3 separate regions of the Homo sapiens genome follow, and all the other regions are linked to region 1. The links are chromatin contacts, found by Hi-C or POLR2A ChIA-PET in ENCODE. All regions are on one chromosome and are shown on one strand. The core of a region is the stretch at or near the end of the contact, and the rest is flanking DNA. Distances in the headings are between cores, read along the strand shown.

Region 1 (2,592 bases), core at 24-2,523:
TTCCGATAATTGCAATATGCTGTTCAATCAGAACAGAGTGCAAAGAAACAGATCCTTTACGCTGTAGGGTCCCCAGGGCCTGGGATTACAGTCTCCCTATTTCTTCTGGAAAACCACAGCCTACAGGTAACTACCCTCTATTTGGCCAATCTACTACCAGGTGCAGAAAGACTATTTACAAGTGACGACTCTCAAAGGCCTACATTTAAAAATAAGGAAAACAGAAAAGTAGCTTTGAGTTTGGCAAAACCTGAATTTACTTAGTAGACCTGTCTTTAATATCAGAAGATGGGTTTTCATAGAATGGCAATATGGATCTACTACTTTTCTACATGGCCCAGAGCTTCATTTTCAATTTTACCTATTATCAAATGAGGTTCATACCTCACAGGAATGTTCATACCTCACAGCAACTAATTAAATAAAATACATTTCAGGCTGTGGACGGTGGCTCACGCCTGTAATCCCAGCACTTCAGGAGGCTGAGGCAGGTGGATCACATGGAGTCAGGAGTTTGAGACCAGCCTGGCCAACATGATGAAACCCCATCTCTACTAAAGATACAAAAATTAGCCGGGCTTGGTTGTGCATGCCTGTAGTCCCAGCTACTCAGGAGGCTGAGGCAGGACCCAGGAGGTGGGGGTTGCAGTAAGCTGAGATCGCACCACCGTACTCTCGCCTGGGTGACAGAGTGAGACTATGTCTGGAAAAAAAAAAAAAAATTTAAATGCCAGACAGTACCAAGTACCTTATCAAATTCTGGAAACATTTTCCCTTGCCTGAAGGAACTGAGAAACATAAACCATTAAGTCTGAAGTGAACGTTGTTCTTTCCTACAAAGTTAAAAGTTGTAACTGAGATACAGAAGGATACTAATGATTTAGAGACAGATGGAAAACCCTCGTGCCCAGTAGGCCCATCATGTAATGAAACAACATACAAACATGCTATTCTTTGAAAAAAAAAAAACCTTTGAAAACAGAAATCTCATGACCAAATGACTCATTCAACATTTTTTGGTGTACTTACTTTATGCCCGGCACTGTGCTAGGTTCTGGAAATATAAAACATCCACGCAGCCCATTTGAGTACCAGCCTATTGGACCTTAAACTGCTGTCAGCGATTTAACAGAGGTAACACGAGAAGACCAGCTCCCCGCAGTTTCCTCCCTCCACCAGTTTCCCAGCACGCTGACCTCCACCTACCTCTCTCAGTTCCCAGGAGGGTAAGATTGCCCAGAGGCGTCCAGCAGTGAACACAGTAAGCCTGTTTAAGGTAAACGCAGTTTAACCCTAGCGTTTTAAGTGGAATAACAGAGGCTGGAATGTGAAAGTGGGAAGGTCTGTTTGCTTTCAGTCCCACCCCCAAGGCCTGCCCTAAGAGTCTGAGACAGGAGAACACACGTCTACAGAGAGCCTGCCTAGAGTCTGGATTTTTTAAGCTGCTGGATACCAGGTGCTACCTGACACCAGCTCATCCCCTGCCTCTAGAGTCCTGGAGGGCTTTGAGTTGATCACTTTCCACTCCAGGAATGTTATAAGAAACCGCTCAGAAAGGTAACTGCCCTGGGTGTAACTGGGTTTTTCATGAGGACACTCCAAGATAGACCTCAGGATAATTATTTGGGTGTTTTCCTAAGACTACCCTCCATTTTGCCCCCTTAGAGGCTGCTTTTTCAAGAGGGGAAGTTTTGGATTCCCTCACAGACCCCTCGTGTTTAAGGTTCCACTCTTATGTTTAGTTATTGGTAGGAAATCTTATAGTCTCTGCCCCAGGGTAACCTCTAACAGATTTAGATATGTGTTCTGCTCAAATGCTACCCACACTGGGGAAGGGGAATCCTAAGGTGGCAGCAGAATTTAGTAGAAAATGCCCTGGGCATTTTCAGAAGGCAAGTTCTCTCCTCTCTAATGCAAGCTGTATATCTTGAGCAAGTCACTTCCTCTCTCTGAACCTCTGGCTTTTCCTAGGCCAGGCAAACGGGCTCTTTACATACCCTTTCAGGAATGAACTGATTCCTGTCCCAGGAAACAAGCTAGTCATACCGTGCATTTAGCCATATCCCTCTCTTCTGCCAAACACTTTGCAGTCAGAAGCAGCTTATAAAATTCAGTGGGGATAAAGCAGGGTATGGTGGTGTGCACCTGCAGTTTCAGCTACTAGGGAGGCTGAGGCGGGAGGGTTGTTTGAGCCCAGGAATTCTGAGACCAGCCTGGGCAACATAGTGAGACATCAACTTAAAAAAAAAAAAAAAAAAAGAAAAAATCCAACTGAGTTAAAAAAAATTTTTTTCCAGTCATAAAGCCAGGATAAACTGAAGAAATAGCAAATCAACTTTTTTTTTTTTTTTTTTTTTTTGTGACAGAGCCTTGCTCTGTCACCCAGTGCAGTGTCACAATCTCAGCTCACTGCACCCTCTGCCTCCCAGGTTCAAGCAATTCTCCTGCCTCAGCCTCCTGAGTAGCTGGGACTACAGGCATCCACCACTATGCCCGGGTAATTTTTGTATTTTTAGTACAGAAAGGGTTTCACCATGTTGACCAGGATGATCTTGAACTCCTGGACTCAAGTGATCCACCCCTCTTGGCCTC
Region 2 (2,592 bases), core at 33-2,532, 1.8 Mb before region 1:
GCAGAGAAATTTGCAAAGATTAACTAATGCAGACAACAAGTGTCCGGAAGAGCAGAGAAATGTGAGGTCTACTTTATGGGGAAAGCTACCCAAGGCAGACAGGAGGAAGTTTCAAGCACAATTGGACAGTATCTCAGAATTGTGTGGATGTGTGTGTAATAAGAAGTATACATAAAAATCTACATAATATATATTTTATATATAGTATGGGTTTTTACATACTGTATATAACTGTATATATACACACACATAACAGTGTGTGTGTGTCTGCATATGTGTGTGACTATATATGTCTGTATATATGTTACGTGTATGTATATGTGTGTGTATATACACTGTTACATACACACACACACACACACACACTGTTGTGGGCTAAACTGTGTCCCTCTAAAATTCATATATTGAAGTTCTAATGCTCAGTACCTCAGAATGTGACTGTATTTGGAGAAAGAATCTGTAAAGAGGTAATTAAGGTAAAATGAGGCCATATGTGTGGGTCCAAATCCACAACAATTGATCTCCTTATAAGAACAAGAGATGTAAGACACAGACACACACAGAGGGAAGACCCTGTGAGGACACAGGAGAAGACGGCATCTACAAGCCAAGGAGAGAGGCCCCAGGAAAAACCAAACCTGCCAACACCTTGATCTTGAACTTCCAGCCTCCAGAACTATAAGATAAATTTCTGTTATATAGGACACCCAGTCTGGTATTTTGTTATGGCAGGCCTAGCAGACTCTCTCTCTCTTTCTCTCTTTCTCTCTCTCTCTTTCTCTCTCTCTCTGTCTCTCTCTCACACACACACACACACAGACACACACACACACACACACACACACAGGTTGGCCACTAAGTCTGAAAACACAGACAAACATATTTTAAAATATTTATTGTTTTCCTACTACAAAGAATGATAAAATGATATTATCTAAGAGTCAAGATTTTATGGCCCGCTCTATAGGCATAAACGTCTCGGCCTTCTCCCTGCACAGGGGGAAGGGAGGGTAAAGTAAATATCGAGTCAACGATAAGGCTGAGAAGGAGCCTAAGAAGTCTACTGCACAGTGCTTGGCCAGATTTGGGGGTGAATGTTCCGTTTCCCCAAGAATAGCTTCCTTAGAGTTCTTTTTCCTCAGATGCCATTAGGCTCTCTTCAACCTTGTCCCATGGCATGGCCACACTCGGCCCCCACTTGGCCTTTCACCAGGCACCCTCCATGCGGCTTTGGACGTCTCCGTGCTCTGTGAATGCCCTTCCCAGACATTCTCCAGCAAGGCCTCAGCTGAGGGGGAGGCAGGGCAGGGCTATGCCTGTCTTGAGTTGGTTAATGATTACCAAGAATCTGGAAATCCTTCTACCATGGTTATGCACAGAAACTGAAATGTCAAATTAAAAACAGAACCCCTGAGATAAGAAGAAAGTGGGACTGAGAAGCAAGAGCCCAGCTTGACCAGTGAGGCTCTGGAAAATCTGTGGTTTTGGGGGACAAGAAAAAGTTCCTGTTTTTTGCGGCAGTAGTGATTATAAAAATAGCAGTGTCATCATTTTGTTCAATGAGGAAGTCCAAAAATAAATATATGGGGTGAGCTAATGAAGGACTTTCCATGACATCTCAGGTCACAGAAAGGAAAGAAAGGGGAACTTCTATATTTAAAGGTCCTATTATAACAGGAGCTATGTTTCTTTCCTATTTTTTTTTTTTTTTTTTTTTTTTTGAGATGGAGTTTCACTCTTGTTGCCCAGGCTGGAGTGCAATGGTGTGATCTCCATTCACTGCAACCTCTACCTCCTGGGTTCAAGCAATTCTCCTGCCTCAGCCTCCAGAGTAGCTGGGATTACAGGCATGTGCCACCACGCCCCGCTAATTTTGTATTTTTAGTAGCAACAGGGTTTCACCATGTTGGTCAGGTTGGTCTCGAACTCTTAACCTTAGGTGATCTGCCTATCTCGGCCTCCCAACGTGTTGGGATTATAGGCGTGAGCCATGGCTCCTGGCCTGTTTCTATAGCTTATCTCATGTAATTTTGACCATAATCATATAAAGTAGACTTTATTATTCTTATTTTGTACAGGAAGAGCTGAGAAGTTAGGTAATACAGACATTGTTGGTTGAATGACCCAGCAGACCTTCCCATCCTTTTCTGTCTGCTGCCTTTCTCGATGGAAGTTGGAGATGGTACATATTCTCCTTTTCTGCCTTCTTTGCAGCTGTAGATGGCCTGACTACATGACAAAGTTCTAGCTAATGACATATATATGTATGCAGAATAATCCCAAATTTACATCTACGGCCTGGACTTCTAGTCTATATCAGAACTTAAGTATCCAACTGCCTACTCAACATCCCTATTTGGGTAGCTACTAAGAATCTCAGCCTAACATATCCACTTCTGTTCTCCTGTACTTCCTGGCTATAGCTGCCTCTGTTCGTTCTTGTCATGCAAGTAAAGAGCAACTCATTGCTCCAGGTGCACAGAACTGCAAACTCAGCCACCCTTGCCCCTCTTTCTCTCACACTCTGTATCAAGAGTATCCAATCTTTTGGCTTCCCTGGGCCACATTGGAATAAGCATTGTCTCTGGTCAC
Region 3 (2,592 bases), core at 64-2,563, 1.6 Mb before region 1:
CAGAAGGTCAAGAGATCAGACCAGGAGGCCATTCAGAAGGCTTTTTTCAGTAGTTTGTGCAAGAGTTAAAATGCTACCCTGAACTCAGGCATCAATCTCAAACTCAATATACATGCACAGAATTGTAAACTGTAGCTGGAAATTCAGGACAAGAAATTTTCAATAGGAAATGGTTAGGCTAATTATGGCACAGCCACTTAACATAACATTATACATCCATTTAAAATAATTACAAAGATTACACAGCAATATGAAAATTATGATACATTAAGTGTACGTGCACATTCTTTTTTTTTCCCTCTAGAGAGAGGTCTGGGCTAGAGGCACAGATCTGGGAATATGCGGTGAGAGCTGTTTTTGTAAAAGGACATAAATGATAAGCCAAAGAGAATATGCTGTGGAGAGGGGAGGTCTGACATGAGAAGGATGGGTAATCCCTACACTTAGGGGTGAGCTAGAAACAAAAAGAAACAAGGGGAAATCAGAAAGATGAGACAAAACATGTGATAGTGGAACAGCCAGGAAGTGGGGGTTTAGAAACTTTTAAAAAGGAAGATGTGGCCAATAGTGTTGAATATCACATTCAGATACACAGATGAAAATTAACAAGAGGTCCCTGGGCTTGGTGGTCACTGGGACTAGGAAGACATCATTATCTCTGAAAGCAGTGTCAGCGGGGTTCTGGAGGTAAAAACCCTATCATATACCAGTAAGGAGTGAAGGAGGGCATGAGGACGCGCAGGGCCCGCAAATACAGGCGCTCTCCTGGGGATATGGCTGTAAAGTAAAAGAGAAAGACAAGACGTCAGAGTCAGGGGAAAGGAGGGCAAGGGAAGTCTTCTTTAGGATATGGGAGGGTTGAGTGTGTTTATAAACAGGTAGTGAAAGTTGGCAGAGAGAACCAGAATAAAGATACAAGACAGAAAAATTAATTAAATAAAACAAATTTAAAAATTAATTAAACAAATTAAACAAATAATGTGTGATAAACAGGTATACTCAAGAAGCTACCACATAGATGTGGGAACAACTGGTGAAGATGGAGGTAAGGAAATGCCTGGGAGAAGTTTCGTGGCAGCAGCACATCTGACTAAAGCCTACAGAGACAGGCAGAGAGGGACAAGTCCTTTCCAGTTAGGGAACAGCATGACAAGGTGAGCAGGAAAATGCATAAGACTCACCTAAGAGCAGGAAGCCAACCTTGCTGTTCATCTATTAGTAGAGTGGGAGATAGGATGGAAAAGGTATTCTACAACCAGGTTACTCTAGGCCTTGAACACAAAGCAGAAGAGACTGGAATTCACTTAGCAAGCAAAAGGAAGCTACATTCAGATCATCACCAAGTTCTTCCCATTCCTCATGCAATGTAATTCAAGCATCTTAACATGGCCAAAAGACTGCAGGGACATCTGACTCACAACTCTCCAACCTCCCTCTACACCATTTCCCCTGACTCACTCCGCTTCAGCCTGCGGTAAACTTTCTCCTCCTCGAACTGCCCCATCTCGTTGCTGCCCCTGGGATTTGTACTTGCCATCTCCTCAGCATGAAAAGCCCTCCCTACACCCAACTCTCAAGATGACAGGGTCATTTTCAACCTTCAACTCACCGCACCAGTGTTACCTCTGGGCTGTTCCTCCACTCTACCTAAGGTCGGTGTCCCTGTCCTGCCCACCCCACCCTTCTTTACAGTCATAATCTAGAATGCCCTGTTTGCCTGTTTACATGTGTATCTTCTGCCTTTGAATTAGGATGGGCTGAGGGAGTCCACACTCACTTACAGGCTCTTTAACATGGGCCCGCACCAGGTGCTCACATGAGGGGCAGGACGAGGCCAGAGAAGTGCCCCAAGCGTGTAAGCAGAGTGGACAGGCATGAAGCCAACTCTCCCTGAGAGCTTCCTCCCCCTGAGCAAAGCCTTGGGCTTTAAGCTGATAGGGAAAGGGCAGCAGATGTCACCACAGGGACAGACAGAAACACCCTGCAGCCGGGAGAAGAACAGAGGAGGACACCCTCTACCCCAGGGGAGGCAGGAAACTGTCCTGAGACCAAAATCCCACACCAATAAAATTTCAGTCCCTTGCCATGGGGGAGGGGCTGGAAACACAGGGACCGCCAAGACTGAGGCTGGACCAGGAGATGGAGCAACCCTCCCCTCCCCACCCCATCCAGAAGCCCAGCCCTGTGGGGGAAGCAGCAGCAGCCCACTGCTAGGGGGGCGGTGAGGAGGTGGGCAGGGACTCCCCCAGCCTATGGCGCAGGAGGCTGCAAGCTGAGCAGGGGCACTAGCACTGAGAAAAGCCCCCAGAGTCCCAGTCCCCGCCATAAGCACAAGGAACCGGCAGGAAAAGGAAGAATAAACAGGGTAGTAGAAATACATGAAAAAAATAATGGCCAAGAATTTTCCCCAAATAATGAAAACAACAAACCATACATCCAAAAAGCCTAAATAACCCATAACTAGGATGATTAAGAATATGATACGAAAGAATAAGCATAAAGAATAAAAAAAATACTGAGAAAAAGAAGAAAAGGGAGAAAAAGAATTTAGACAATATATTCAAACTGCTGAAAACCAAAGATAAAGAGAAA

Evidence for each region. A loop is a pair of places that touch in the nucleus more often than their neighbours do. ChIA-PET counts read pairs that join two places held with the same protein, here RNA polymerase II (POLR2A). Pooled maps may share reads with other maps.
Region 2: a loop to region 1 is called in a map with no recorded cell type, with 4 times the contacts of the local background. The contact joins the enhancer-like site here to the promoter of GCNT2 in region 1. A Hi-C loop is called at or near these places in 4 of 37 single-sample maps with no recorded cell type and 4 of 50 pooled maps.
Region 3: a map with no recorded cell type shows a loop between it and region 1 (4-fold over the local background). The contact joins the enhancer-like site here to the promoter of GCNT2 in region 1. A Hi-C loop is called at or near these places in 2 of 37 single-sample maps with no recorded cell type and 2 of 50 pooled maps. POLR2A ChIA-PET finds 5 or more read pairs at or near these places in 1 of 52 experiments (GM10248).

The regions. Positions count from the first base shown.
Region 1 is chr6:10,520,032-10,522,623 of GRCh38, reverse strand. It overlaps GCNT2 (glucosaminyl (N-acetyl) transferase 2 (I blood group)), which reads right to left and starts at 1,273. Exons shown (of 5, transcript NM_145649.5): 1 at 1,207-1,273. It overlaps LOC101928146 (a long non-coding RNA gene), which reads left to right and starts at 1,218. Exons shown (of 3, transcript XR_001743961.2): 1 at 1,218-1,276. RefSeq lists an enhancer at 927-986.
Region 2 is chr6:12,362,746-12,365,337 of GRCh38, reverse strand. No RefSeq gene overlaps it. Among named protein-coding and RNA genes, the nearest start is that of EDN1, 74 kb to the right of the region's middle. RefSeq lists an enhancer at 1,403-1,722. Within about 2 kb of position 1,282, at least 10 of the 41 ENCODE cell types and tissues checked have a DNase peak (open chromatin) inside an H3K27ac peak, as active enhancers do.
Region 3 is chr6:12,112,317-12,114,908 of GRCh38, reverse strand. All of the region lies in intron 3 of HIVEP1 (HIVEP zinc finger 1), which reads right to left. Among named protein-coding and RNA genes, the nearest start is that of HIVEP1, 100 kb to the right of the region's middle. RefSeq lists an enhancer at 530-579. Within about 2 kb of position 1,313, at least 3 of the 41 ENCODE cell types and tissues checked have a DNase peak (open chromatin) inside an H3K27ac peak, as active enhancers do.